Regions from separate parts of the Homo sapiens genome. Here all the other regions are linked to region 1. A link is a loop called in an ENCODE intact Hi-C map of the cell type or tissue named here. Cell type or tissue: endothelial cell of umbilical vein. All regions are shown on one strand. Links, peaks and the distances in the headings refer to the core of each region. The heading gives the core; the rest is flanking DNA. Region 1 holds the start of BDNF (brain derived neurotrophic factor). Region 2 has its middle 160 kb from the start of LINC02742. Region 3 has its middle 27 kb from the start of LINC02742. Region 4 overlaps METTL15 (methyltransferase 15, mitochondrial 12S rRNA N4-cytidine). Region 5 has its middle 320 kb from the start of LINC02755.

Evidence for each region. Peaks named below come from ENCODE experiments on the same cell type or tissue, not always from the same donor. Only the 100,000 strongest peaks of a DNase experiment are listed, where the experiment ranks them.
Region 2: it touches region 1 in a loop (8-fold over the local background); 3 of 110 quality-filtered maps call a loop at or near these places.
Region 3: it touches region 1 in a loop (4-fold over the local background); 2 of 110 quality-filtered maps call a loop at or near these places.
Region 4: a loop joins it to region 1, with 2.1 times the contacts of the local background. A loop is called at or near these places in 3 of 110 quality-filtered maps.
Region 5: a loop joins it to region 1, with 3 times the contacts of the local background. A loop is called at or near these places in 3 of 110 quality-filtered maps.

The regions. Positions count from the first base shown.
Region 1 is chr11:27,694,497-27,701,216 of GRCh38, reverse strand. BDNF (brain derived neurotrophic factor) reads left to right here and starts at 762. Exons shown (of 2, transcript NM_001709.5): 1 at 762-1,053. BDNF-AS (BDNF antisense RNA) reads right to left here. Exons shown (of 7, transcript NR_033315.1): 7 at 3,046-3,739. In endothelial cell of umbilical vein, for the core only: a CTCF peak has its summit at 2,081 (motif pointing left); DNase peaks (open chromatin) are centred at 86, 1,606 and 2,106; H3K4me3 peaks cover 2,598 bases; H3K27ac peaks cover 1,512 bases.
Region 2 is chr11:28,739,391-28,746,110 of GRCh38, reverse strand. No RefSeq gene overlaps it. Among named protein-coding and RNA genes, the nearest start is that of LINC02742, 160 kb to the left of the region's middle. In endothelial cell of umbilical vein, for the core only: no CTCF peak of the experiment used is centred there; a DNase peak (open chromatin) is centred at 2,920; H3K27ac peaks cover 1,380 bases.
Region 3 is chr11:28,871,459-28,878,178 of GRCh38, reverse strand. No RefSeq gene overlaps it. Among named protein-coding and RNA genes, the nearest start is that of LINC02742, 27 kb to the left of the region's middle. In endothelial cell of umbilical vein, for the core only: no CTCF peak of the experiment used is centred there; no DNase peak of the experiment used is centred there.
Region 4 is chr11:28,242,098-28,247,097 of GRCh38, reverse strand. The region is part of intron 4 of METTL15 (methyltransferase 15, mitochondrial 12S rRNA N4-cytidine); the gene reads right to left. Among named protein-coding and RNA genes, the nearest start is that of METTL15, 140 kb to the right of the region's middle. In endothelial cell of umbilical vein, for the core only: no CTCF peak of the experiment used is centred there; no DNase peak of the experiment used is centred there.
Region 5 is chr11:29,268,878-29,275,597 of GRCh38, reverse strand. No RefSeq gene overlaps it. Among named protein-coding and RNA genes, the nearest start is that of LINC02755, 320 kb to the left of the region's middle. In endothelial cell of umbilical vein, for the core only: no CTCF peak of the experiment used is centred there; DNase peaks (open chromatin) are centred at 3,347 and 3,727.

The DNA.
Region 1 (6,720 bases), core at 1-5,000:
TTGCCTGGGCTTCCTGGCTGGAACAAGTAACTTGGTGTAACGTTATCTGGGGGCGTTCATCAATAAAAAATGCTGTTATTATCTTGATTGAATTCCTATTAGGCAAACTCTAGAGAGGTCAGTGCGCGAACTCTGTTTAAGCCGGCGTGTTTAAGGCAGCAGAGTAAACCAATAGCCCCCATGCTCTGTGCGATTTCATTGTGTGCTCGCGTTCGCAAGCTCCGTAGTGCAGGAAGGTGCGGGAAGGTGTGTCTGTGGCCCGGGAAACGCACGCCCTCTCCCAGAGAACTTGGGTGCTGGGATGGGGAGGAAGGGGAGAGTTGAAAGCTAGGGGAGCGAGACCTCGGGGCGTGCGATTCTCACTCGCTCCCTCCCGCCCCAGCGCCCACAGCCGGGGTTTCTGCAGAGGGCGCGGGACGCGGGGTTCCCCGGGGCTGAGGCTGGGGCTGGAACACCCCTCGAAGCCGCGGGCGTCCTGTCCAAGGCGCCCCAGGAGGGCGCAGGACTCGCAGGGCGATGTCGCGGGGCCCTAGGGGAGGAGGTGAGGACAGGCCCCGGGGGAGCGGGGAGTTCCGGGCGCCCCTCGGTTCCCCGCGCGAGGAAAAGACGCGGCGTTCCCTTTAAGCGGCCGCCTCGAACGGGTATCGGTAGCGCGGGCGAGCGGGGAGCGGGGGGCGGGGGGCGGGGGGGGGGGGGCGGCGCCGTTTGACCAATCGAAGCTCAACCGAAGAGCTAAATAATGTCTGACCCGGGCGCAAGGCGCAGCCTGGAGCTCCGGGTCCCCGACGCTGCCGCCGCCGCGCCCGGGCGCACCCGCCCGCTCGCTGTCCCGCGCACCCCGTAGCGCCTCGGGCTCCCGGGCCGGACAGAGGAGCCAGCCCGGTGCGCCCCTCCACCTCCTGCTCGGGGGGCTTTAATGAGACACCCACCGCTGCTGTGGGGCCGGCGGGGAGCAGCACCGCGACGGGGACCGGGGCTGGGCGCTGGAGCCAGAATCGGAACCACGATGTGACTCCGCCGCCGGGGACCCGTGAGGTTTGTGTGGACCCCGAGGTAGGCAAGCGCTGGGAATGGGGCTTGGTGCAGGAGCTGCCCGTCCGCGGGAGAGAGTTGACTGGGGGATCCCCCACCCCAAAGTTGTGGGACGAGGCCAGTCTCCTTCTTTCCTCCCCTCCGGTAGAAGGGACGATTTGGAGTTACTCTTGGGGAGTTTTCTCCCCCATCCCACAACCCAGAAGGTCAGCCGGCACCACCAGGGAAAAAGGGACCCGGGGAAGTCACGAAGTAGAGGAGGGAAGGCCTGGAGGAGACCCAGAGCTGCGTGATGGGAGCAAAGACGGCGACCCGGGGATCCCTCGCAGCCCTCCCCCAGCCCAGGAGTAGTCGAGAGAGACTTAGGGGGCCAGAGCTGTCGAGGGTCCTGACTGAGGGGAGGGTGCTGGGGCTAGGCTAGGAATCCTTCCAGGGGGTGGGTGGTCCCCGCGCCGACTTGCGGGGGGAGTGGGAGGGAAGCTTGCGCCTTCAGCCCGCATCCCTTCCCCGGAGCTGCACACGGCTACCTGCTCCCCAGGAATTGAGACTGAAGTGGACTTACAAGTCCGAAGCCAATGTAGCTTGGAAAACTTGGGAGGCGGAATTCCTACCGCTGGGAACTGAAAGGGTCTGCGACACTCTCGGGCAGGCCGAACCCACATCTCTACCCATCCTGCGCCCCTCTTCTGAAGCGCCCTCCAGGGAAGTTAAGAGTTTTGACTTTCGGGGAGTGGTTGGGATGTACGTGGGGGATTCTTGACTCGGGTTAGTCTCTGGGGATGCAGAGCCGGGAAGAGGAATGGGTGAGTGAGTTACTCCTGGAAAGAAATAGCTGAGGATTGGGGGCTCTGTGCCTGACGGGCAAGAAGAAGGGGAGATTACAGACTAGGGGCATCCCTAAGGAAGAAGCCTCGGGGCTGCGAGGGTGAACTGGAGGATGCAGTGTTTGTGTGTTGGGGGTAGAGCGGGGATGAGGGACCGGGGTGGAGGGGAGGCGAGGAGGAGGAGGGGACCCAGAGAACGAAGCTAGGGAAGGTAGAGGGTGCCCTCTGCCGGCCATGCTGCCAAGAGCAGCTACTGGGGGCGGGAGGCTGGGGGTGGGGAAGTGGTAAAGGAAGGTTTTGCGGGATCCCTTAGAGAGCTGGTAGGAGGGACTTGTTGAATGGTGCTGCTGACTCCAGCTCGGTGGGGCGTGCGACTCGTCGTCGGTGGATTTTGACTCCTCGTTCTTGTTTGGCTTCTATGCAAGTTTTCCTCGCGCTGGGGGAGCTTTGATAAGCCTCGATTGGCGGTGTGTTAGGGCTTCTTGGATCTTATTTTAGGGTCCTCTAGTTATCCTGCACTTACTCCTTAATGTCAGTAGCAACCAAAGAACATTTTCCGACAAGCACGCAGGAATGTTCTTGGCCAGAAGCAAAGAAAGGCATATTTCTGAGTGTTTATTAATCCTCCTAGTAATCTTTTAAAGCAAAGTAATATGTAATTGGGAACGTTGATTTTCTAACTGCATATAAAAGGCGACATGATATTAAATGAGACCCCTCCCTACTGACTCAATATCCTGCAAAATCTCTCTCTCCCCTTTATTATTATGGAAAAATCTATTTTTATATGAGTTTGTTGTAAGGTCAAAAGCCATTTTGGTCTTACAATTTGATATGTCTTTACATTTTAACTTATTGAGGCATAATTACAGATTTAATTTGTATGAACGTGTGTGCCTTCAATGCTTATCTCATGCAACATAATTTTTAGGTTGGAGATTTCTGATGTTATGGCATGTAGCGTTTCAAGGCATTACACATAATAGGTAACATAGCATGTTGAAATTACACCACAAAGTTTTGACCCTGGGAACAGCACCTTTTAAAAACAATCACTAAACTCCTGTTCCTGTTTTCTGATTTTGCAAATGCCTTGCTTAAGACTTTTTTTTTTTTTTTTTTTTTTTTTTTTTTGGGAAATTTACCTCTGGGTTAGCAGGAGAGGTAAAAAAAAGGAAAGAGACACTTGTTGAAATGTAACCATAACCTTTACTGGAATTTAAAACATGTTGGTCACCATTACTGGAATTCCAGGGCCATAAAGTCGTTGTCTTTTTTTTCTTCTACTTCATTTTGTAAAATGTGATAAATGTTGGTAAATATAGACCAGTAGTAAGTATTATGACACTAAAAGCATTATGTATGTGGAACTATTTTAAGTTATTACAGAACATTTTCTATTTATAAATGATATAAGCAGAAAGAAATGATTTCCAGATAAACAAGGCTTACGTACATGTTTTGAAGCATTAGAACATTGCAGACACTCTTAGACATCACATTTTTTAAAGCAAAATAACAGTAATTTTTCACATACCTTTGGAGCCTTTCATAGCCCATTCAGAGCTGAGTTAGTAGCTGGAAGTTTCCTTTATTTTAAGGTGATATTTTAAAACCATTTAACATGTATAGTAGGTCAACATTGGTGCATCCAGAAAATGAAGCATTTAGGAAATCTGTTTCAGTGTCTTTTCAATGTGTGTAACTTTTACTTGCAAACCAATGGAACCAAGAAAGTCATCATTTGCCTAAAATGCAGTCATCACCTCAAATGATTCATTTATACTATGTGAGTTAATTGCCTTCATCTCATTAATGGCCAAGGAGGGAAGGGAGGTCCTGGGGTATTTCTTGTTCATTTTGACTCACCAGGAGGGAAAATCCTGTAAAAAAAGAAATGCAAATTTCTAAAATCCTGGCTCAAAGTCCGTGGGTTTCCTGTTTAAAAGGGGCGCCATGAAAATGTAAGCTATTCCCTTTTTCCTGGAATCTTTAAGAGTCCCAGCTTTTCAATAGTCAAAATGTAGATGATTGATATCATTTCTTATATGAATAGCACTGGTTTGTAGTTCAGCACGCACAGTGAGCTGGGCACGCCCACCTGATAGTATAGCAGAGAACTTGTTTACATTCTTTTTACATTCATCTTCTAAAACCTGGGGTGCTCTCTCTCTCTCTCTCTCTCTCTCTCTCTCTGTGTGTGTGTGTGTGTGTGTGCGTGCACGTGCGCGTGTGTGTAGAGGGGGAGAGAGAGAGAGAGAGAACTGTGAACTGTGAAATATAACACAGCCAGCAGCTTTGGGTCTCAATCGTAGACTTACTCTTAAGGAAATTTACAGAATGGAAAGGTCATGTTCAAGTAGTTTATTAACATTTTGAGATGTAGGAAATTAATCCCGGAGTACAGAAGAACAATTTCAGACTTCCTGAATAAAAACAGACAGCATAGAGAGTGGATGATAGCTAAACTCTGAATATCTTTTGAGAAGAAAGGCACTCCCATTTCAGGTGCCCATAATATGGATTTGATTTTAGTGATTAAAACATTAATTTTCAACTTGCATCTCCCTGTGTGGAAGAGTTCAATTTGTGTGAGGGGTCTCGCCTATCCAACAAAAGTGAATATGTCCCTTTTATAGGGTAATTGCTAACTTGTCTCAACTTGTTTTCAAACAATTGTTATAGAGCACTCAGTTTCCACTAATTGCAAAATTGTTGCTTAATTGAAGGACTCTCAGCCATCTAGTGCAGCCATTCAGCCACTGGCAGGCTCTGTGATCTCAAACTGTGAATTGCATTTTAAAGAGGAATCGAGGAGAGAATTCTGTGGAATTCTAGGTTTTAAGTGCTGGCTGTTGTTCAATGGAAGAGGAAATCATTTGAACAAGAATCGCATCAAGTTGTGTTGTGATAAATTTTCTTTATTAGGATGAATAACATGCACAGATGAGCTTCAAAAGTGAATGAGCAAACTTACTGGTTACACTCTGCATCCATTTACTCTGTTTAGTATGGAGTAATGTTAGGCAATAAATGATGCTGGCAAATGAAATCCGTATGTTATTTGCATGTGGTATTTAAACCTAGGAAACATAGAGTGGCTTTGGTATTTGTAGGCTTAGTCATGTGTGTCCTAAACGTCCTCTTAAACTTCTACTTAAGGCATAGAATTATTTAATCCTAAATAATTTTATACTTAAGTGCCTCACTGGATTTCCAGAATATTTACACTGTAAAGATTTAGAAAGGTCATGAACCCAATTATTGACTATATGGAATCATTATTGATGGCAGATGCAAAATGGAGCTCACTAATGTACTGACATTGAAAACCTTTTGCAGGGGAGAGGAGGGGGAGTGGTAAATGTGTGTGTTCTTTAAGTGGAACAGGAAGGTATTCTCTTTTCTGTAGAAAAATTTGAGTATCTGGTCAGATAAGTGTGGAAGCTTTCATTTAAATTAAGTATTTAAGTTCAAGTAGAAGCTCTAGGGCACTTATCCTCTTGATGAGACAAATCTTATCAAATATACTAGATGCTAAGAAGTGGCTCATTGCCCTGATGTCTCATTTATAGATTGATGTTTGAGGATGGGTTGCATTAAGTGAGTTAGGGGGCTGAGTGTGGGACAGGAGAACGATTGGAAGGAAGCAAAGTAAATTTACAAGCTTTAGTGACAGCCATAATAAAGTAAAAGTTTATTTCCAGAGAGCCTAGAGAGTAAGGAACGTTATATAGTTTTCCCCAAAGGTTCACTTGAAAGAACTTTTCATTGGTTGTCATGGTAGTAATGTCCTGATTTTGAAATCTCCCAGAACCTAGTAGCTCTTAAACATGCTTTCATCTTGGTTCCTTTGGTCTGACGGAAACTTTATGACGACCCTCTGTGTTTTTGACATGCCTCTGCATTTTTGGAGAGAGGAGGTCAGGCAAGGGAGGATTTCTTAAAACTAAGACAGTATAGTAAGGAAACATAAAATTATATGATAAAAAATCACTGAACTTCAAATTGACTTACTGAAATAAAACCTAGAAGGCAACCTGTCGTTTAATTACAACTAGCTTGTATAAAATTAAAATTTATAAAATGGGAATTCAAAGAAAATAAACGGGCAGTTCCAAGTAATTTAAGCAACTCACCAAAAATTGAAGTAATAGTGCCACCTAGAGAACAAAATCACCAGCTTTACTAGCCAAATGGCTTATTTCCATATGAACCATTTTTCCAACGCTACAGTTACTAGGATTTCCTTGTTACCATATTCAGATCTTGTGAGTGTGTATGGGGGTGGGGGTTGCATGTGGAATTACAGATGAAATTTTAAAACAAGCAGATCCACAATTTGATATATGCACTAAATCCTTTTAACGTTGTAATGTAGCCAAATGTAGAATAGCATGCCAGGAATCAACGGCTAGCATCCTTTTTAACATTTATTATTTTCATGGATATGTACCAAACCGAACCATTGAGTATAAAGGTTCTGATTTTATTTATTTGCTACAGGCAATTCATTATACTTTCTGAGATACAATAACACCAAATAATTTGAGTAGAGAGACCTTTAAGAATGTTTTCGATTTATGATCTACCTTTAACTTTAATGTACTCAGAAGATGTGAGAATAAAATAAAGTCAAATATAAGCAAGATTTTAAACACACACACAAAAAACAAACAAACAAGAAAAAGGAAGAAAATTATAAGGATTGCCTTAACCTTAGAATAGATGAAGGTATACATCTGAGCCAGCACCAAAAAAAAAAAAAAAAAAAGTTATGGAACCAGGAACCAATAATTACAAATTGACTTAAAATTCTTGGATGACAAAAATCTATATTTAGTTCATTTTTGCATGCGCCCAC
Region 2 (6,720 bases), core at 862-5,861, 1.0 Mb before region 1:
AACATTGAAAAGGAATTATTATATATTATATAATTATTTATATATAAGTTTATATAATATATAAATATTATAAATATATTTATTATTTTATATAATATAAATATTATGTAATGATTCTATAATAAATATATTTCTATACTCCTATAAATCTAAATTTTTTAATGTAATTAAACAAAGAGAGTTTTGAGCCAACTAATGGAAGACTTGCAATGTCATGACCATTGTTTTACTTTTGTCCCCCTCAGCAGTCTTGGTTATGCAACTAAAGAAATAGTTGGCTGCAACTCTCCTTCATTAAGTGTTGATGCTAAGAGTGGCACCAGTCATCAATTTCAGAAAAAATTAGGTAGCTTTTTCAGTAAGCTAAAATCATTACCATTACCGAAATATTCAATTTGAAGTCCAGTGAAAGAAGTAGAAAATTCCTCCTCTATCTTCAAGGAAGTCTTGCAACCATATTTAATGGTGATGCTAGTAAACTTTTAAATACACTGTGAATGTAAACATAGTCAATATAGTTTGTAGATGTGCCGATTAAGGCAGATATTAGAGGTATGGTTTGATTTCCAAACTTGTCTTTGTCCTCCAGACTGGGGACGATTTAAGCTTTGTCTTCCAGATTGGGGACTGTTTAAAGCTTAATAATTGATAAAATATGGCCAGTCAAATGGAAAGAGCAGAGACAAACATAGAAGAATGGACAAAAACGGAAAAAGTGATCAATGGGGAAGAGAGGAATCACTTCAAAGACTTGAGAACTGCAAAGATTTGAGAAAACCACAGGTCTCTTGATCTCAGATTCTTGGTAAAGGGAGGCTAGGATAGGAGCCCAGAAGTGCAAAGCAGGTCTGCTCAAGCTGTTATCCAAATTGGCTAAGAGCAGATACACTTCAAGGGGTATGAACAATTTTAAGCTGAAGAATAAAACTAAGATCTGTTCATAGAATTGGTCTCAGGCCTAGAAGTAGTGTTTAAATCAAGAGATCTGGATCCCAGATGATCAAGATTAGATTGAGAAAAAGAGCAGGGAGGCAACAAGGTGACAAAGGGATCATTGTAACATTTGAGACCAGCAAGGATGCTAAGAACTCATTCTTGTTAGATAGTTCTATAAGGAAAGCAGTTTTGCTAATTTAAAGAGGCAATACTGGAATAAACCCTTGCATTTGGATGTCGTATTTTAGGGAAATCTGCCCAAACTTTGTGCTTTCTCTACCTTCCTGATATGGTTTATGTGTGTGTCTCCACCAAAATCTCATGTCAACTTGTAATTCCCAAAGTTGGAGGTGGGGCCTGGTGGGAGGTGATTTGGTCATGGGGGCAGATTTCCCCCTTTGGTGCTGTTTTTGTGATAGTGAATGAGTTATCACAAGATCTGGTTCTTTAAAAGTGTATAGCACCACCCCTCACTTCTCTCTCTTCCTCCTGTTCCAGCCTTGTAAGACGTGCCTACTTCCCTTTTCACCTCCTGCCATGATTGTAAGTTTCCTAAGGCCTCCCAGACATGCTTCTTGTATAGCCTGCAGAACCATGAGCCAATTAAACCTCTTTTTCTTTATAAATTGCCCAGCCTCAGGTAGTTTTTTATAAAAGTGTGAGAACAGACTAATACACTTCCTTACCCTTACTAATCAATATAAATTTGGTGGCAAGTAATGTATATTTGTTAATAGCTCCCGGTGTATGTGTGATTTGTATAATATGAAATTATTCATGGAATATGCAATGTATTCCCTGTTGAGAGCACCATATATTAATTCATTCTACAAATATTAATTGGATACATACTGTTTGTAAGTTCTGTTGTAAACTGCTAAGTATGCAGATGTGAATAAAGCAGACACGTATCTGTTCTCATGGAAGACATTCTAATGAGAGATGTGAGCATTAGATAAATTAAATAGTAACAAATTCCAGGCAGAGTCTCAGAACAATGCGATGTGATAATGACTGAGTGGCTACTCTAGATTAGGGTGGTCAGAAAAGCTCTTTGAAAAGGTGGCACTCAAGCTGCATCCTAAATTTTAAGAAACAGAAATCTGGGCTGATTGGGATTCGGGGTCTAGATGAAAGACAGGGAATAGAAACAAGACAGGTTGCATGATCTAATATCTTGGGAAGTACTGGGGGAAACCACAGGTGTTTGAATTTAATCTCACGTCTACTTTGAGCCCCTCTTTTCAGAAGCATTGCTACAAGAAAAATGTCCAGAGGGAGTTTTTAAAATTTGGAATCTTCTCTAACAGAGAAGAATAAAGAACTACTACTAAGTTGAAAGGAAAATGTAGATTTCTGTAGGGGAAAAAAGAGATGAAGCCACTAGGGTTTTATTGTACCAGCTGAGTTTCATAGCTGAATTTGATACTTGCTACATCCCCTGCACACCTGAATGAAATAAATGAGAAATGCAGGAGATGAAGGTACAAATCCAATTTCCCCTTTGCAACAAGAGTCAGTAAGTCTTTGCTGCCTTCTGCATTTGAGAACCTATCTACATTTTATCCTCCTTCATAAACAATGTTTAGATAAACCCAGTGAATAATGGGGTTGAAAGGAAATTTTAAAGGTCATTTTGTGTATACTCCTTGCTTCAGGCAAGATTGCAGTCATGCCCACCCAAGAAGTAGTCTTCTCTTATGTCAAGTTTTGTTCCAGATGATGTTTATTTTTTCCAGGGCAGGGAGTTGAAGTAGGAAGAAGAGTAATGAAGAATGTGTTTGCCTTAAAAGCATAAGCAGAGTTATTTTTAATGTAAGTGCCCTCCCCTTTTTGTAATGCCAGGGGCAGAGTATTCTCCAAATGCCTTATACACTTACTTTCAGCACTAAATGTATTTGTGCAAATCCCATGAATCATCAAGGCTTTTGAAAATATTTATAGGGAGAGAAACTCAACCCTTTTCATTAGAGTGAGTAAAACTCACACTGGTATCTTGCTATTGTTTAAGGAGAACAATGGATGGGTGGATGAAAGAGAATGTCAGCTGGATCAACAAACAGCTGTTCCAACAGAAGTCCTGCTATCCTATACAATAAAGCAGTATTAATTGCTGCCTTCCCTGGAGTCTCTAAAGATACTCGGTAAGTGTACAGTACCCTGATGAACTAAAGCCAAAAGTTAGGGCTGATTTCGGGCTTCATCACGGTGAACACCTCACCTCCAGAGAGAAAGTTGTAGGCCTTTAAAGCTTTTGATCTCAGAGAAGACTCCACCGCCTTTCAAGGCAATAAATTCTTGCCTCTTCTCCAAATACTCTAACTGAAACTTCTGCTGTTGCAGTATAATTCAATGTGTTTTTTTCCAGACTTCAATGAAAGCAAGAATTCTCATTCTGCATGTAATTATATCCCTTATAATACCCACAGCCTCCTGCAATATTACTTTTTCTAGGCCAAATAAATAATTTTTTTTCTAAAGGCAGTTTGGTATTCAGTAAAAGTTATAGTAATTGGGCACAGTTCTGGATGAGATTCTTGGCTCTAACATTGACTAATAATATGGGCAACTAATTTATTAAGTATGATACCCAGTTTAGTCAACTTTCTTAAAGAGTCGTTGTTAGGATTCAATGTAATAATACATAAGAATTATTTATGATAGCATTCTTAATACACACTGATACACACTATGTAACAATTTTATCACTGCTTATCCACCTTTTTTCTTATCAATGGATGTTTTCCAAGTTTTTATCTGTTGTTTATGTCATAGAGTACAGATACAGGTTCAGTTATCTAAGAACTGTAAATTCTTCAAGTAATGGAAAGATAACCTTACACTTCATAACTAATTCACATTTCTAAACACTTTACTAACAATAAAGTATAAATCTTGTGAATTAATATTTTGCTTATGGTCCAAAGTGACCCATAAATCTTTTTCTGGAATCTTCTTGAAGCCTATCTTAACTAACATATATTCAGAGATCATTTTTCTTTTCTTTACATAGTATTGCAAGCAGTGTTAAATTATATCTACACATTTCTCAAATTCTCAAAGCATTTTAAATACTTTTTTATCTTGGAATCAGATAAAATATTGTCAACAACAGTATTTCTGGTCATTATTCTGTCATCCAAATTATAAATAAAAATAGTAAATAAAGTCTTTATAATTGCCAATTTGGAGGGTAAAACATTTGATATATCCTATGCACATAATACATAAAAATGTGCTTTTAAACCAAATTATCTTGTACTTACGAGTCATGCCGTAGTTTTTTTTCACCAATAAAGTTCCAGAAGTCAAGGTAAGAAGGCTGAAGGGCATATTCTTAGAGACTTAAACTGCAAGAGGAAAAAAAATTGCAAGCGTGTAAGTTATAACACAACTTGGCGACTTGTTATGGAGTCCCTCTCTTTCCGGAAATCCCAGATTCCTGATAATAGAAGAGGATCCCAGACAGTTATCACCCTAAGCATTTTCATTCAAGATCACCTGAGTCTAGCTTCTGCTCTTAAGTACAAATTCTCTACCATGATTTTTACAGCTCCCCACCACTGCCTTCTGTGTTTCTCTCTTGCACTAACCTCCCCTGACAGTAGAGGAGGCAGAGCATTCCAATGAACCTATGTGAATAAAGTCTCAGAGACACAAAAAAATCTTGGCATATTAAGGAATATGTGGAAATTTGAGGTAGCTGGAGAAGACAGGAGCCTGTGAAGAGCAGCAGGAAGTGGTCCAAGGTGATAGGTTGGGGTGAGAATAACTATCAACATAAAGAAGTAGATTTAGTTCTATGGACAATAGAAAACTAACAGAAGAGTTTGGTTCTTCAGTTGTTTTGTTTTATTTTTACACAGAAGCAAGTTCTCATTAGACTTATTTTTGGAAGATGACTGATGAGTAATGGTGAGGAAGATGAACTGGAAGGGTTAACAGGTAGAAGCTGAGATCAGCCAATAGTGGAGATCTAGGTGAGTCATGATAAAGCCCTGATACAAGTCTCTGCTAAATTAATTTTCTTATCTCAGGGTCAAATAATAACGTGTTTGGGTAAGTGTGTGCAACCACCACATTAACTTTTTAATCTGTCACGAGAACATGTCTCAGAAACACAGGGCAGAGAGGGGCCATAAAAGATGTTCCTCCAACCCATGTCATGGTTTAATCTTCTCTAATTTGGAATGTCAGTTTGCAGAACACAGTTCTTGAACTAAATGATGACTGCCTGAGTTTACTGTTCAAATTTCCGAAGATTATACTTAATGTGATTTTTTTTTCCCCCAAGAATCTCTTAACCACTACATTAGCTTGGAGAGTCCTGCTACATCCATCTCTTGACAGTGAGACTGAATCCCATTATACTATAACCCTTAGCTCAGTTTTAAATGTCCTGCACTTTACTAGTAAATTGCCTACATGAAGACTCAGAAACCTACACTGGTTGTAGTCTATTGTGGAGGCTCTGTTATTGTCCCTTGGTTTAGAGTGGATGGCTATCACACATCATGAGATTCTAGAACCTGGGGCTTCTCTCGGATAAAGAAAGATAACCTAAAGTCAGCTGTATTCAAGGCTCTGACAATTGCTGATAAAGCTAAGAGGATATAAAGATCATCATAGCCATTTCACTCCTCCTGAAGTAATAGTCAAACATTATCTAACAATCAGCTGCTGGGATTAAACTGCAGATGGCTTGCTGAGATAGTCCATCTTAGTCCTGGCCCAGTCAGTATCTCTTTTGGCAGCTTAACTCCAGTGATGTCAGAACATTTCATGAGTCTCATAAGATTGACCAAGACATTTACTCTGTACTATCTATTAAAATAAAGGCCTTCTTTTTTAACCTTTCCCTCTAATTACCAGACATTCTCTCCCAGTAAACCACCAACACATTTCCCAGGAACAAATGTCAATTTCACATTTCCCACTACTAACCTTTATGATAGCTATAGATGTTTGACAGCATTTAACTTAAATATATCAACAGAGCTTAGCATATTTCCCCAAGAAGCAATTGGTGGAACTGGGAAGGAAACAATATACCATTCAGTAATCAATCTGTACCTAACTGCCTGTATGTCTCCCTTCCTGTTCTCCTTCCTCTCTGGGAGGTTGCCATGGTGCCAAATTACTTGTGTTGTGACTGCTGCTGTTTACAGTTTAAAATGAAGTATATACCTATTATAGAAAATTTGGGAAAATATGTAGAAAAGTAGAATGACCAAGAGAAAAATCCATCTATAATAAATCAATAATCATTATTTTAGAACAGTTTCAGGGTACTAGTTAATGAATGCAATTTTGGAGTTTTGCTGGATTTTTTGTTTAGTTTTGTTTTTAGTGCATGTACATTACTATGATCCATATTAACTTGTTATAGTCAAGACTCCTTTGCTTGTGAGAAAAACCCAAACAAATTAACTTAAGGGGAAAACAAAAGATAATTATGTTCATGCAGGTAACTTGGGAGAATGTGCTGAGCAGGTGTTTTTCGTAGTCATTACAAACAGGAAACATCCATATAATGTGTCAAGAAGGGGGAGATTGTTTTGATGTCTTGGCAGCTTAGGACCCCAGAGGAATGAGGGGCATTCGGGCTCCCAGGGAAAGACTCTGGTTGACCCTGGATCAGTTTCAGTGTCGGTGCGGAGTACTGTGACTGACACCTCTGGGAATAATAAGTTGGAAAACAGCAATTTCCCAAAGAAAGGTAAGGTGCTGTTACCAAAAGTGCAGCTAGGAGAAACAGTAGATAGTCAAAACCAAAAGATGAAT
Region 3 (6,720 bases), core at 677-5,676, 1.2 Mb before region 1:
AACATTTTACGCACTATAATTTTACATGCTGACATCATTAGTTTCTCACCAGCTGTGTGACTTTTCCTTTTCTGGGTAATAAATTTAATTACTAAATAACTTGATTCCTGAGGCTTCTGACTAAGCATGACTTTCAAAAATAAAACTTTGCTCTAGTTTGAGAATATGATAACCATTTAATCACTAGCTTTACCTGTTCAAATGGTTGTGACTTGTGTATTAGTGACTTTTTAAAGTTTTTTTTTGAGTCTATGTTTCATTTGTAAGTTGTGATTCTTTATAATCCATTCTTTAGAAACTGACATCAACCAAAAATCCTCTTCTTCCATGTCTTAAATTATTTTCAAATAATCACTATGTTAACATAGCCAGATATGTTTTTAATATACAAAGGCCAATACAACATAAAATAGGAGGGCATAATAAATAACTAAATGATAACTTTTTAAAATACCACAAAATTTCACAATAAAATTCAATCTAATTCACAAAATTTTTATTTTGCCAAGCACACAACAGCAAAATGCAAAGGAGTAACTAAGTCACACTGCATAAAAATTATTTTTTTGTTACACAGCCAGAGTATGTTCAATCCTATGAACTAGTCAGCAGCACATAAGGGAAGGTGACAGGAAGTAAGTTAGAGGGAGAAGCTGATGTCATCAACACACTTTCCTACCCTCTCTCCAAAAGAGACATCAATAGTCAATGGCCTCCCATATTTCATGACAGAAGCTGATAGTGAATTCAACCAAATGAAATGGCCTTTCCTTCTGTGTACTGTCATAAAAGGCTGAAAGACCTATAATAAAAATTCTAATGGTGATGAGCTGTCAATATTCACTACTGGCAGTGTTAGCTTGGAAAAGCACTCAAAATCTAAGTAACAATTATTTTTTCTAATCATCATGTTTTACGGAAACTCTAACAACATTTGCAGAACCCCAGTTGAGACACTGTTATAAAAACAATTTAAATAAAATCAACAGAATATTGCTTTAGTTAAACACACAGAATTTTTGGAATTTTAGAACTCAGAATTAGATGTCTATACTGATGGGATACTATTATATGATAAACATGAAGTTTAATTCGGTGAGTAAAATATAGATTATCTAATGAAAGGTGCCGACAAAACTTGGTAATTTGAAAGAAAATAATAACTCCTAATATCCGAAATATCCTAAATAAGATTCTGAAATAAATGTCAGGTAGATAAAATGGTTAACAATAACCAAGTAAACCAAAAGACTTGCAAGAAACTCTAAAAACTATACTATCTAGGAATCAGGGAGACTTTCCTAATTCAAAGCTAGATAATATAAAAGAAAAAAAAAACAGATTAAGGTTTTTGTATAGAAAAAAATACCATTAAAAAAAGCAAAAAGAAAAGAAATTTTTCTAAAAAATGTAAACAAACAGATAAATAATGGGTTAATTTATAGAATACACAATATCTCTTACAAGATAAATACAGTCCTCTCTCAGTTTCCATAAGGGATTGGTTCCAGGACTCCCTTGGATACCAAAATCTGGGGATGCTCCAGTTCCTTGTATTAAACGGTGAAGCATTTGCATATTCCCTACACATAACTTCCCATATACTGTAAATCACCTGTAGATTACTTATAACTAATATAATGTAAATACCACATACTTACTATACTATATTGTTTTGATTTGCATTATTTTTATTGTTTTGTTGTTATTTTTATTGTTTTCTCCTTAACGTTTTTAAACCATGGTTGTTTGAAACTGCAGATGCAGAACCTGCCCATATAGAGGGCTAAACTCACTGCTAAACAAAATAAAATAATACGAAAATGTACAAATAAAAGAATACATAATTCAAAGGAGAGCAAATTCAAGTAAACAGCAAATATGTAGAAATGTTTTCAATACCATTAACTGTCAGTAAAATGTGGATTTAAGTGACAATTATATAGCATCTAAATTCAAGTGTCTAGAGCTCTTTCTGATAGGAATGTTTTTTCTTTTTCTTTTTCTTTTTTTTTTTTTTTTTTTTTTTTTGCAGGTTCAAGCAATTCTCCTGCCTCAGCCTCCTGAGCAGCTGGGATTACAGGCGAGCACCACCATGCCCGGCTAATTTTTGTGTTTTTAGTAGACACGGGGTTTCACCATGTTGGTCAGGCTGGTCTCAAACTCCTGACCTTGTGATCCACCCACCTCAGTTTCCCAAAGTGCTGGGATTACAGGCATGACCACTGCGCCCGGCCTAATTTCATATATTCTAATTGTACTGTGAAGTGCTATGGCCCTTTTGGAAGGCAATTTAGTAATATTTACTCTAAAATAACTCTCATAATATTCTACCGAATGGAAGGAAAAGTATCAACTCCTAGATAATAAGGGCATATGGATGAGGATGTTTATTTAGCCTTGTTGACAGTGGCCAAGAACTGAAACAGAGACTGCCCATCAAAAGAGGAATCACTAGCTTCATTGTTGTGATGCACACCATGCAATATTACACAGCCATTGTAAAGAATGAATTTAAACTATAGCAGATGATAGTGAGAGATTCACCAAAATGTTTTAAAGGCTGATAAAGGAAATATACAGAAAAGTAACTAATAACATGCTTTTTAAAAATAAATCTAATATCTAATCATCCTTTAATAGAAATGAAAAAGAAAAAAATATGTGGGTATTACATATGTGTATATGTATAATAATAGAAAAAATAAAGACATGCATACACTATATTATCAAAATTATTTATCTTAAGGAGTGAGATTAAATGGGCTGATATTGTGGTCATAAAGGAGAATAGGAAATGTGTCAAAGATAAAAAAATAGATAAATAATTAAATATTATAATAGTAAATAATATAAAAGAAATGTTCTTAGGAACAGAAATAAAGAATAAATACATGGAAAAAAGACATGGAAAATTAATGATAAAAATGTTAACTCTACTTAAAATAATTTGCAAATTGTGTGCAATTCTAATAAAATTAATAATAGAGTTAACACTGGAAATAGATAATATTATTTAAAAGTTCATATACATAAAAAGGAAACTTGTCATAAAGAGCCAGAAAATTCTGAAAAGAAGACTCAGAGAGTAAGTGCTTCATCAAAAATTAAAATATGGCAGAAGATCCCGTCATAAAAATGTTAGAAACTAGCATATAAACAAAGGTAGATACATGGAACAAGTGAAAGTCTAGAAATAAACCCCAATACATATGGGAATGTAGTATACATGGTAAATGTAACATTTCAAATCAATGAGTCAAACATTTAAAAAAAAAATGTTGAAACAATTGTGCAGCCATCTGGAAAATACAAACTTAGGTTATAAAGTCATCTCTGCTTCCCAAATACTGTCCAGATGTCTAAAACATTTAAATATATAAAATGAAATCATAAAGGATAACAAAAATATATGGAAGTATTTAAATTATAATATAGTAGAAAATTTTTATTTAAAACATAACACAAAGAAAATCATAGAATGATTGATGAATTTGACTTACAAAAGTTAAAATTTTCTACGAAGCGAAGAACACCGTAGACTAAGTCAAAACAAATTACAAAATGGGACAGAGTATTTCCCACACTAGAAAAAAGATCAAATACTTATAATACATAAAAAGCATTTGCAAATCAATAAAAAGGGGTTAAAGGATATGGATATGAAACTCACAGAAAAAAATAAAATAGAAATTTAAGCCTATAAACACAATACCATTCAGGACACAGGCATGGGCAAGGACTTCATGACTAAAACACCAAAAGCAATGGCAACAAAAGCCAAAATTGACAAATGGGATCTAATTAAACTAAAGAGCTTCTGCACAGCAAAAGAAACTACCATCAGAGTGAACAGGCAACCTACAGAACGAGAGAAAATTTTTGCAATCTACTCATCTGACAAAGGGCTAATATCCAGAATCTACAAAGAACTCAAACAAATTTACAAGAAAAAAACAAACAACCCCATCAACAAGTGGGTGAAGGATATGAACAGACACTTCTCAAAAGAAGACATTTATGCAGGCAACAGACACATGAAAAAATGCTCATCATCACTGGCCATCAGAGAAATGCAAATCAAAACCACAATGAGATACCATCACACACCAGTTAGAATGGCGATCATTAAAAAGTCAGGAAATAACAGGTGCTGGAGAGGATGTGGAGAAATAGGAACACTTTTACACTGTTGGTGGGACTGTCAACTAGTTCAACCATTGTGGAAGTCAGTGTGGCGATTCCTCAGGGATCTAGAACTAGAAATACCATTTGACCCAGCAATCTCATTACTGGGTATATACCCAAAGGATTATAAATCATGCTGCTATAAAGACACATGCACACATATGTTTATTGCGGCACTATTCACAATAGCAAAGACTTGGAACCAACCCAAATGTCCAACAATGATAGACTGGATTAAGAAAATGTGGCACATATATACCATGGAATACTATGCAGCCATAAAAAATGATGAGTTCATGTCCTTTGTAGGGACATGGATGAAGCTGGAAACCATCATTCTCAGCAAACTATTGCAAGGACAAAAAACCAAACACCACATGTTCTCACTTATAGGTGGGAGTTGAATAGTGAGAACACTTGGACGCAGGAAGGGGAACATCACACACCAGGGCCTGTTGTGGGGTGGGGGTAGAGGGGAGGGATAGCATTAGGAAATATACCTAATGTCAATGACGAGTTAATGGGTGCAGCACACCAACATGGCACATGCATACATATGTAACAAACCTGCACGTTGTGCACATGTACCCTAGAACTTAAAGTATAATAAAGAAAAAAGAAAAAAAAAGTGATCTAATTCCACTCTCATCATTCAAGAGGAGGAAACAGAAGTCAAGACAGTGACTTGGCTAATGATCCAGGGTAAGTTTGCTGTAGAGAGTGTCAAAAAAACAAATTTTCTGATTTGGACAGAAACCCAGGACAGAACCACTCCACCACAATGAGCAGGTTCATACTCTCTTGATTTCTAAGTCTAAACCATCTTAAAGATCATTTTACAGCAAATATTTGCCATTAACTTACGTAAATAGCCACCTCTCTAGAACTATGGCCATTAGTAAGCAAAACCTAGTAAGGTCTAAACTGAGAAATTGCTGGTTTGGGGAAACTATTTCACATCTCACTTGCTGAATGTCCAAGGTGTTGCCTGAATTCTAAAGTGAATAACCTCCTGGAGCTATCTGTATTTTCCACATTGGGTAAGATTTAGTTGGTAACAGCCATTTTATTTGTCTCTTTATGATTGCTAGAGTTGAACAAAAAAAAAATTTATAAAATGTCCAAACACTTTATAGTTAATCTGATCATTCTAAAAGGAAAAATTGAATGCACAACACATCTCAATGCTCACTTTTGCCCTAAAGTCACATTGGGAGAAGAGTGGACAGATGGTAATGGAAGAATATATTGTTTCACTGATTAATTGCCTGGCCTTGAAAAATTTCTCTCCCCTTTTTGTGTGGGAGTATCTATAAAGCAGTCATTGCTTTATAAACTTTATTCAATAGTATATTTGGAGTTTTAAAATATTTATTAATTTTTTAAATAACCTAAATGCCACAAAATGAGAAGAAAGTTAAATTATGATACATTCACATGATGCAAACTTTTCATAAAATGTTGAATTACAAATATAATAATAACAAGTAAAATAGCAACCACAACAAAAGTTTACACTACATGCCAGGCAACATGGTAAACACTACATGAAAATTATAATAGCCCTGTGAGAAAAGGCCTTTGATTATCATGCTATACATATATATATATATATATATATATACTTAAAAGTAAATATGTCAAAATGTAAACAATAATTATTTGGGGGACAGATGATTATTTTTACTGTGTGATATCCTTTTCCAAATATCTGTATTTAAATTACTCACTTTTAAAGTTAGCTAAAAGAGTTGTTTTCAAAATTGAATTAGTTAAATGAGATATATCAAATTCTATAAAATTTTGCTTGGGTAGAAAAAGTCTATAATAACAAAGGCCATAATAGTTGGACAACCATTGTTTAGTTTCTCATTTCTTTTGCATTATAGTAATACTTGCATCAACAACTGCCTGTGACAGCTCAGAAAAATCACAATCTCAAGAGCATCAAGAGCTTCATGTACCCGCCCAACAGCTAAAATTAGCTTCCATTTTGTCTGTAATGACACCTAAAATTTTACAATAATATGAAATCAATTATTTTGTAATCTCCCTGGGAAAAATAACTCATATTTCTTAGACGCTAACAATTTCCAAGAAGTTAGTTCAATGGTTCTTGACCAGGAAGATTTCACCCCCTGAGGGGATATTTGGCAATGTCTGGAGATAGTTAATTCTATGATTGGGGAGGGAAACTTCTGACATCTACTGAGAAGAAGAGAGGGATGCTTCTAATCATCATGCAACACATAGGACATATTCCCAAAACCCAACATAGTATTATGTACCCCAAAATGTCAAAAGTGCAGAGATTAAGTAACCCTGAGTTAGCTTAATTTCTTGCTATAAGAAACGGTCTTTCTAGGGCCAAGGACGAGGGTTCTAGATTGAGGTTGGCGAAAAATACTAATACGCAAAGTGGAAAGAGAAAACAAGATTAAAAAAAGTCAACCTTAGTAAAAACCCAGCTCTTCTCTTCCTCAAACTGAAAATGTAACTTTGTGTGAGTTACCACAGCCTCATTTTCCTACC
Region 4 (5,000 bases), core at 1-5,000, 550 kb before region 1:
AATATTCTAGTTAGTATATAGCATATAGAAATACAGTATTCTAGTACACATCATACTAATACAGTATTTAGAAATACTAAGTATAGCATTTATAGTTCATAAAATACACAGTGAAAGAGGCAATTTATATGCTAAAGTTGTTCAAAAATGCTTAAAAGTTTTCCAATAACTAAATCAAGTATTGTTTTTATATTTAAATTAAAATTTAGAATTTAGTTCCTCAGTCATATGAGCCACATGTCAAGTGATTAACTAGCTGCCACATGTGGCTAGTGGCTACTATATTGGACAGTGCAGTTCTCAAATATGGTAACCCTTGCTCACAGACATTACCCATGTGTATCACTAATATACCTTAGTAGGAGATGTGAGCATGAAGTACTGTTTGGTATCCCATACCAATCCCATAAAAGCCCCAGGACAGTTTTCCCTTGTTGTCATGGTAATAGCAATATAGTAGCTAGAACTGCAATTCTATTGATCATTTACTTTGGCCCATAATAGGTAACACTTACATAGCACTTATTACCTGCTAGGCACTTTTCTAATTATTTAACATTTATTAGCTCAGTTAATTCTCCTGACAATGTTATGATGTACAAAAGTTGCTCGCTTACTGCACTCCTAATGTCTCAGTAATATTTTCACATGACCCCCAAGCCAAAATAAATATCTAAGAGTTCCATTTATTATGTAGTTAGGGCCTAATAAGTACATATGTCTTAACAATTTTGAGCAGTCACTTGAAATACATACTAAATAAAAGGATAAATAATTTTTTATTGACACATAATACACATATTTTCAAACACATATGATATTTTAATACATTCATATAATGCATAAGATGAAATTAGGGTAATTATCAATTTCCTTAAATATATTTTCTTTATGCTAGGAACATTCAAATTATTTTCTTCTAGCTATTTTGAAATGTACAATATATTACTATTAACTATAGTCACAATATTGCTCCAAACATTGCTTTATTTCTTCTATATAGTTGTATATTTGTATCCATTAATCAACCTCTTTTCATCGCCGCCTCGCCAGAAATAATATTTTTATTTTATTCTCAAATAATCATACTTACTTACTGATTTGGTTTGGCTCTATGTCCCCACCCAAATCTCATGTCAAATTGTAATTCCCATGTGTAAGGGGAGTGGTCTAGTGGGAGGTGATTGGATCAGGGGTATGGATTTCCCCCTTACTGTTCTCATGATAGTGAGTTCTCATGAGATTTTGTTGTCTGAAACTGTGTAGCACTTCCCTCTTCACTCTCTCCTCTTCCTGCCAGCCACGTGAAGACACGCTTGCTTCCCCTTCACCTTTCGCCATGACTGTAAGTTTCCTGAGGCATCCCCAGCCATGCTACCTATACAGCCTATGGAACTGATAGTCAATGAAACCTCTTTTCTTCATAAATTACCAAGTCTCAGGTATTTGTTATATTAATAGCAATGTGAGAATGGACCAATATACTTACCAAAGGTATATATATGCCTGTTAGACACTGCACAACTTTTCCAATTTTGAAAATCAGGTTGAATACTATCATCTTATTTACTGTTCTACGTTGATTTTCATGTGATACTTTTTTTTTCATGATCACTAAAAAAATCAAGCTTTGTAAAGATATGACACCACTGAAGGAAATAATACATGATCTAATGCTGAAACCACTAACCACCTTGAAATAGTAGTTTGGCTGTGTACAGCAGGTTTTGGGTATCACTGTTTCTCTTGAAAATTTCAAATATCCTTTTATGGCCACAGGAATTTGCTTAGTCTTCCTGGTGCACAGTTTTTAAGTGACGAGGCAGATAATTATTCTCATCATTTTACAAATGAGGACACAAGCATGGAGATTAAGTAATTATCCCAGAGTCACACAGTGAGTAAGGGTAGAGCTGGATTTTGAATACAAGTTGTACAGCTCCATTGTCTGTAATTTTTAACATTTTGCATTTTTGATTCCCAACGGATACAGCCCAAAGTATGAGAAGCAAATCAATTAAGAATTAAGACATTGCCTGTCTAGCTGAACATCAGTTCAGGTCCTAGACCTGCCTATCTTCAGATCTATCCTTTTCCTGCTCTGCTTTGTATTTCCGGGGATTAAACCTTGCAGGCTGCACAAAGATTTTTATCAAGGTCAGCCAATAGAAGATATTACCAAAATATCAGAAGAAAGGAAAAAGAGAAAAGACAGGATATCTCTACTAATTCCTCTCAGTTTCTTTTCCATAGCTTCGGCCCCAGCCAGGTGACCCAGGTCCTTGAGCTCTAGTACCCCCAGCCCAGAAATGTAGTGGCTTCTGACTGTGCCTCCCTGTTTGGCTTCTCAACTATTCAATCACTGCATATAATCCTCTCATTAAAAGTGTATACCTTTGTCCCAGAATATTCCTGACACTTGCTAATACTTTTCCTAACAAGTATAAGGTTTGGATAATAGATACAGTAGTTCTCAAACCTGGACATATGTCAGAATAACCTGTAGGAGTTTTTAAAATGCAGATTCCTGAGCCATACCAAAAACAAACTGAACTGGAAAATCAGGAGTTACAGCCTAGGAATTTATATTGACCTGAGAGACTGGGGGCAACAAACACAAATTAAAAAAGAAAACAAGCAAACAAACAAAAAAACCCAATCTTATGTAGCTGAAATTGGAACTACTTAAATACCACAGAATATACAAAATGAATGTTAAATTAACTCTTATCTACATAATATCATGTTAAAATTCAAGCAGAATTTTTAAAAGTCAGGACAAAAAATTACAATAAATGTTTCTTTTGAGATTAAAGAATAACAATTAAATGGATACTCTTGCATACACTTACCAGGCAAAGAAAAAGAAAATGACCTTACCTTCTGCAATCTGATTTCCTTGCCTAACATCAAGATGAAACCAAGATCTAGAATTCTGCACAAATAATTCCCTTGCTTTTTAGTTGTATGTTCTTGGTTTTTTGTTTTTGTTTTTAAACAATCTATGAATAAATCTTCAAATAATATTATTAGGTTGCCTATTTTTGAACTTTAAAAAACATCTGTTTTGAGCTAGCTGTCCCAGCAATTCTAGCCAATTGACCCAATCAGCTAAGGCATCAGTCATTATAGAGCAAAAATGAAATATCCCTCATTGTGTCCTGCCCAAATTTCTGACCCACAAAATCACTAATATAACAAAATGGTTGTTTTATGCCAGTGTTTTGTAGTAGTTATGTGGCCAAAGATAACTAAAACAAAGATTTATTGAAAAGTTCTTATTTTTTTCTTTCAATATGACATTCTCCGGGGGAAGACTCATGAGGAAACAATGTTCCCTCAAACATATGTACTGAATTATTTTAGGATTTGCATAGTTAAGATGAGTTTTCAACGATCAGTAAAATTGATGATTTGTCATATACTTTATACAGTGCTATCATAATGTACTTGGAGATCCTGGAATGCTACTCTTAATTTGAAATAAACTTTAACACTAACATCTTGCTTAGGTATTTGAATGCCGCAACATTGGCAAAGAAAGAAAAATAAAACAGAACAGTTTTCCTCTCAAAAAAGTAGCTGAAATGCCTATAGTTATGATACATACTATTTTTATTAAATCAGGTAGGAAGATAAAAGGGCCTTCAGCCACAAGAAATCCAGGGAAGTAAAAACATAGTTTTTTGTTTGTTTGTTTTAGTATTCTATCCATTTGACTACTTTAATTTCACCAAATATTACACTGCATGAACTTCTATTGCTAAGGAAAAAGGTACGGCCAAAAGAAGTCACAAGACTAATTCTAATTTTACCAATATTTCCACAGCTGACTTCATACTCTGCTTGGAATAGTGCTGCTGGGAGACTGTTAAACTTACATCAATGACGGCAACAAGTTTCCATATTATTTTAAGCTCCTCTTTGGCATTTATCTTTAAAATCATCTAAAAGTCCCTCTAGAATGCCAGTTTTTAAACATACTATTTTTACTTCCACACTGTTTTTTTTTTTTTACACTCCAATCATCAGGCAGAATTATATTTTTCCCTCAATAAGGTCTCTCATTATTAAGGAGATTATAAAAATACATAGGGTCAGTTCTGGCTAGAAAGTTTAATCTCTATTAGCACCTTTCAAAAGAACACTCGCTCAATGACGGACACTTATATCATCAAAATTATTAAAGCGATATAATGTCTAGAAGACAATGTAAAAAATTTGGTCTCTGCCACTAACCAACTCTTGAAGAAGGCTGGCTAGATCTGAGAGATTTAGTTATCTGACCACTTAGCACACCCTTTCCTCTTAGTACAACCAGAAAAACATTCCACCAGGGTTCATGGAGAATGCTTTGAAAATCACTAGTCAGATCGGCTTTAAGGTCATCTTTCCTAATGCTTCAAACTGTTGTTATCATTTAAAATTAAAATAGATATAGAAACCCAAGTAAGGAAAAACAAGAGTTGTGTCCATAAAACAAAGGAAAGACACTGATGAAAGTGAAAAGCAATAATATAATAAACTCAGAATAAAGGAAACTACCATATGACTTTATAATTGGATACAATCATTTTCTTACTTTTAGAAAAATGAGCATTTTTATATTCTAGGAATGATGTTCTCTAAATTATCATTGACTGAATTTTACTATTTAGAATTTGCCCTTTAGTTCATGCTCAATAATTTTTGCATACTAACCATGCATTTGGGCTTTTTAAATTTAATTCAAGAAACAAACTTTGAGCACTGAGAATACAGTGGAAAATAAGACATCATTTCTGTCTTTGAGCTCATATTCCAGAGTAGAGATGGAGCATGAGAGGAAACCAATAAACCTAAATATAGTAACAGAAGAATTTTAACATGAATGAATACTTAATAATGATTGACAAATAAGTATATGCTAATAAGATGCAAACATATGTATACTTCTTCTATACAAATACCAAATACCTGATTCTGACATTCTCAAAATTTTAGTCAATATTCTAATCTTA
Region 5 (6,720 bases), core at 799-5,798, 1.6 Mb before region 1:
AAAGTCCAAATTGTTTCTATATAACACAAGTTTCAGAGGATGCTTTGTAACAAGAGTTCCATGGAAAAACAAGTTTGACAAATACTGTATACATGATGAAATATGGTGACATGCATGGCAACTTTTAGAGAAATTCTTCTGTTACAGATATTGGCTTATCTCAGTGTTTTCCGAACTTACTTAATTTCAGTTCTTGTATATGTATGTACATGTGTATATATGCATATGTGTATAAATATGCATGTGTATATTTAAGTGTGTCTATTGGTTAGGGTTCTCAAGATACAGAATCCATAGTACACACATACATAAACATACACACATACACTCACACACATATATCCTACTGATAATGATAGGTAGATAAATGGACTGATACATAGGTAAAGAGAGATAGAGATACAGACAGAGACAGAGGTAATGATTTTAAGAAATCGGCTCACTTGAGTACGGGGCTGGCAATTCTAAAATCTGAAGACAGGCTAGCAGACAGGAAAATCAAGCAGGGGTTTTAATGTCACATTTTTGAGGCAGAATTCCTTCTTTGGAAAGCTTCAGTTTTTTCTCTTTAGGTCTTCAATTCATTGAATGAGGCCTACCCACATTATTGAAAGTAATCTTGAAAGACAACTGATTATAGATGTTACATCCAAAAAACACCTTCATAGTAACACCTAGACAAATATTTAACCGTCACTGTGTATGTGAATGTAAATAAAACTTACATCTACCTTGTGGGAACCATTATTCTGAAAAGCATACTTTGTAAAATACAACTCAAATCCAGCTGCCCCTTGACAGTGAAAGTCAGCTTCACCTGTTCAGATCAAAAACTTGCAATAGAAAGTTTTTATTATTAATATTGTCAATCTCAAAACATTTCTCTATCTTCATATTCTCATTTTTGTTTTCTTTATATCTCTTAGGACTTACTTTTGCATTCTTTTCTATATCCTTAGAAATTTATAAAGGGAGTGACTAGTCCTACTTTCTAAAATGCTCTGATGCAAAATTTTATAAATGTTCAGCCTGAAATCTTTAACAAGTAGGTTACTTTGTAGAAAAAGTTTCTTATTTTTTAACTAGGTTAAAATGCATGAGTCCTACCTGATGGTCATAGGTATTTTCTATCATGTTCTATCAGAGAGCAGGATCTAGAGAGAATGGGCCACGCTATATGCAATGGTTCAGTTATTCATTCCTAATAACAAACCACTCAAAAATTTAGCAGCATAATATGACACCATTTTATTATACTCTGTGGTCCAGAATTCAGATTAAGCACACCAGGGATAGTTTGACTTTGCTCCATAACATCTGGGACATGAATTGTAAAGTCTAAGAGATAGGGTGACTGACGTGCTATGAGTTCAAACATCTGAAGTGGGAGGATACATATCTAAGTTGGCTTCTTCACTCACATGTATGCCCCCTGTCCTGGGGTTACCCAAAGCTTTCCTCAGCTAAATAATCTATTGACCAGAGTCACTACTCCTGAACTATTTATGTGGCTTAGGCTTCTTACATAATGGAGCCTGACTTCTTAGATGGAACATCTCCAGAGGGAATGTCTAGAGATGAGCTTTCCAAGAGACCAAGGCAGGAGCTACATGGCCTATGATTTAGTCTCAGAAGTCATATGACATCACTTCTGACAAATCAGTCAAAACAGCCACAAGCCCTCCTGGATTCCCAGGGAGGGAACACAAACCTTGATCTTGAAGACAAGGCTGTCAAAGAATTGAAATCTGTAATTTAAAGCTTCCACATATACTCTTCATTGGCATTAAGTTTGAGGTAAGAGTAAAGGTTAACTAAGGTGGAAATTTCAGGAAAAATAGGTTATTGTGAGATCATGAAAAGTGTAAAGATCCTGGATACTTTTAGAGAAAAGGACTAGAGAGATCTCTCAAAATAATATCTAATCTGTTCTTGTGAATGTCTTGGCTATTGAATTTTCATATGCTATAAATGATAAAATACAGTATTTCCAGCCCATCCAAAAGCCCTGAACAAGTTCACCAAATACTACTAAAACGTGCTTTAACACTAGGAGTTCAGCATCAAATACTGCATTTAAAATGCCAATTATCAAATTATTTAACACTTAATGAACTCAGATATCTGTACAGTGGGTTCCAATGTTGTAGAGTACCAGATCTGAATTAGGTTTTCTGTCTTCCCTAATTGCAAAGCTGTTTAAGAAATGTTTATATAAACAAGCAATAAGATAATATTAAAGATGCTAAAATTAAGTAAATTGAAACTGGTTGGTAGTGTCCCCAGACCTGGCAGAAGAAATACCAGAGACCCATGAAGAATAGCATCTTGGAGGAAAAGATGAGGATAACAATGATTCAAACATGCTAAACACAAAGAAATAAATGATATCAACTGGAAAAGCACAACTAAGTTATGACTGCAGACAACTCAATATCCTTTTGCCTGAACTTGAGGGCAACTGAAATATTTTTCTACTGTGACCATGTGAATCCATTAGAGCTGATTTTCATTTTAGATAGTAAATATTCAATAAAAACATTTGCAAATCTTTAGAATTATTTTAAAATATACATATTGAGGTATGTCTATATTAAAACCTGGTTTCCCATACCTGGGTCTTATAAGGCAAATTAGCATATATGAGTTTTGGGGCAAGATCGTCTCCTAAGTTTTTCATTTTAAAAATAAGAGTAGCAAGAATTTTCTCATGAGGATCCTCTTAGTGTTTCTACAATGTCTTGGCACATAGCATATGCTCATCAAATATTCCCCACTTAAGCAACTCTCTCTTCTCAGGTTTTAGTTTCCCTACTAATAAAAAGAAAGGGCCAGGCGCAGTGGCTCATGCCTGTAATCCCAGCACATTGCGAGGCCAAGCCGGGCGGATCACGACGTCAGGAGATCAAGAGCATCCTGACCAACATGGTGAAACCTGTCTCTGCTAAAAATACAAAAATTAGCTGGGCGTGGTTATGCATGCCTGTAATCCCAGCTACTCAGGAGGCTGAGGCAGGAGAATCACTTAAACCCAGGAGACGGAGGTTGCAGTGAGCTGAGGTTGCGCCACTGCACTCCAACCTGGTGAGAGAGTGAGACTCCATCTCTAAATAAATAAATAAATAAATAAATAAATAAATAAATATAAATAAATAAATAAAAAGAAAGAACATGATGTCTAGCACTTGTTCTTCTGGAGTCCAGGGGAATGAAACAAAGAGGTAATTCTTGATGAGGACAGACTAGTGATGCTCAGTGGGGTGATTTTGCTGCCCTAGGAGACATTAGGTAATGTCTAGAGGCATTATTATTTATTTATTTATTTTTTAATTTTCAAGGAAGAGGATGGTGGTGCTACTGACATCTAGTGGGTAGAGGATGGGATGTGGCTAAACAGCCTGCAAAGCACAGAGCAGCCCTTACAACAAATAATTATCCAGCTCCAAATGTCAATAGTGCCGAGGTTGAAAAACCCTTGATTAGAAGGTTCTTGATAGGGAATCTTGATAACATCAAAAGCAAATTTGATTTTACGAATCTGTGATTCATTTCTATTGGCATAGTTTTCTGGTCCAAAAAAGATAAATGAATCTTGATTTGAGTCTCAGTTCTGCTTGTTTTCAGTCTCTTTCAACATCACAGCTTCAATACCTGCCACCCACCAAGAAGGCTGGTGGTGGTATGCAAAGAGGCATTAATTGAGTTCTCTTTATGTACCTATTAATTCGTGAATGAAATAGATGGAAACCAACAAGGCAGAAAATGGTTGTTAATGTACATGCCAATGTGCTTAATGATCCAGGAAACAAGTTCAACTGGGGCTTGTCAAATGAAAATTATTCCACTGGTTGACCTGTCCATAAACACAAAAAGGCTGAGAGACTGCAGGAGCCTGGCCAAATACTAACACTAGCTGAGGAATTACTTCATTAAATAAATGAATGGAAATCCCAAGTAATGAATCTTTGATAAAAATTATCTGCTCATGTGCTGGTGTAAGAAGCAACTATGCAGTTACTCTAAGCAGAACTTATTTGGAGGTACTACTGGCTCTGTATGTGTCTTCCAGCAATTATTTGAGAAAGTACATAGGTTCAAAAAACAGGACCTGGGTTCAAATTTCACCTTTACTACTGACCAACTTCAATTTGTTACTGGGTAAAATGAGGTTAATATTAATGTGTCATGCCACACAGGGTTATTAACAATATTAAAGGATGTATTAAGTGTAGAATGCTTAGCATTTCTCATGGTTCCGGCCTATAAAAAAGAGTTAAATAAATGATACCACCTCACATATATCAGGTGCTTGATGAAAGTTAATTCTACCCTGCTCTTTCAGAAACTCTCTCCCCTCAGGACCCAAATAATTAATTTAAGATCTTCAGATGTGGCTGGAGCATTCTAAATTATGCTGAAATAAGCGATGCATTAAAATATTACTATTCAATAGTTTTTTTCTTATTTCATCTGTTGAGAAGTGTGTGATTTTTGTTCACCCACTATGTGTTGGAAAGATCCTTATTAAATAACTAAAAGATAAATGTTTTGTAAATTCAATTTTGTGTAGGCTCAGAGACATGATTTTATAGCACTGTACTGGCCTAGTGGAAAAAGCATAGGTTTTTAAATTCCAGAGATGAAATTTCAACTTTAGCTTCACATTTTAATTAAATCTGCAGCTGAAATTCCATAAGTTCTCTGAACATTTCACTCATAAATTGTGGATAACATTTACTTCATAGTGTAATTGTAAATACTACAATAGATAGATAATTAGAGTATTTTCTATAGTGGCAAACATAAAATATTACATGCTTTTTCTCTTTGATTGCTTTGGAAAATGAAAGAAGATTATTAAGTGTAAAACTTCTAAAATAACAAGTGATCAAGTAATCAATTGATCAATTCTCTCTTCCTCTTTAGATGTATTTAAAGCATGCTCTTGGCCAAGCACAGTGGCTCATGTCTGTAATCTCAACAGTTTGGGTGACAAATCCAAGAGGATCACTTGAGGCCAGGAGTTCCAGACCAGTCTATGCCACATAACTAGACTTCGTCTCTAAGAAAAAAAAAAAAAAGGAAAAAAAAGATAAAAGAAAATTAGTCAGGTGTAGTGGTGTGCACCTGTAGTCCTAGCTACTTGGGAGGCTGAGGCAGGAGGAACACTTGAGCCCAGGAGTTCAAAGCTGCAGTGAGCTATGATTGCACAGCTGCACTGGAGCCTGGGTGACAGAGAGAGACCCTGTTTCTATAAAAAAATTAAATAAAGTAAAATAAAAAAATAAAATGAAGCTCTAGTTACCTCATATTTTGCAAGTTATCTACAAGATCAAAATCAATCATTGGATAAGTTTATACTATGCCAATGTGGACAACCCATAGATTTGGTGAATCCAGAAACAGGCCCCCAAAATTCAGAAGCAAAAACATAGTATCTTTGAAAAAGAGCCCATCAATTGACTAAACTTTTCACATTGCAGCCAGATGTTTTCACATCCTAATGACCATGTTCAGTCTTTTTTACAATTTTTTTTTCCTAGTCTTTTATTCAATTAATACACTGGGATGGTTTTATATTTTTTTCCTTTTTGATGACTTCGAAAACAAACATGGGGGTAAGCATAGCAAGAAAGAAGTGATAAAAAGTGAGAGAACCCACATATAAACTACGGGGTATCCCACACGAAGAACGGCAGAAAAATTCAAAATACCTCCCAAATGTGGAAGTGAGAATATGGGGGAAAGCTTTTAAATGTTTACATTATATTTTCTGCGCATCTTAAGCCCATTTTATGCAGACACAGCGGAAAAACATGGAATTTGTTTTAGATAATTGTAACCAAACATTGGCCAGGCGGGGTGGCTCACGCTTGTAATCCCAGCCCTCTGGGAGGCCGAGGCGGGCGGATCACGAGGTCAGGAGATGGAGACCGTCCTGGCTAACACGGTGAAAACCTGTCTCTACTAAAAATACAAAAAAATTAGCCGGGCTTGGTGGCAGACGCCTGTAGTCCCCCTACTTGGGAGGCTAAGGCAAAAGAATGGCATGAACCTGGGAGGCGGAGCTTGCAGTGAGCCGAGATCACGCCACTGTACACCAGCCTGGGCGACAGAGCGAGACTCTGTCTCAGAGAAAAAAAAAAAAAAAAAAAAAAAGTTGAGCAAGCCAGCAAGGAGCCAGTTGTTATATTCTGGCCAACAAGAGAGGTGTACAGCGGATGATGGAACATTTGCCGTGTACTTTTAGGAGAGGTGCACATCAACTATGCCAGAAGAGACCTAAAATGACCATGTGTAACTGGATCAGATTTGTTTTTTCTCATTCTCCTTTTCCTTTTCTCCCTTCCCCCCTTCTTTGCTAGATTGAGGCTGGGGAGAAGATACACAATCTGTCCCAGCATCTGTCACTCTGCCTACCCTTTGTTCATTGTTTTCCCGTTCTCCTTTAATCTTGTGACTTGTAAAGCAGTTTTTACAATTTTTTTCTGTCCTAAAAATAACTTACTTTATTAACCCAACACATTTATGTTAAATAACAGGGCCTCAGCAAAATCTCATTTCCCACCTCTGCCTTCTTATTAAAAGACATTGGAAATGAGATGGAGTAAGTATGACTGTGCTCAGAATCAGCAAATGGAATTACGTGAGCTCAAAGTCCAACAGAGCTGGTTTGAAATCCTGGAGTTAATACTTAATTGCTGTGATATTTAAGCAATT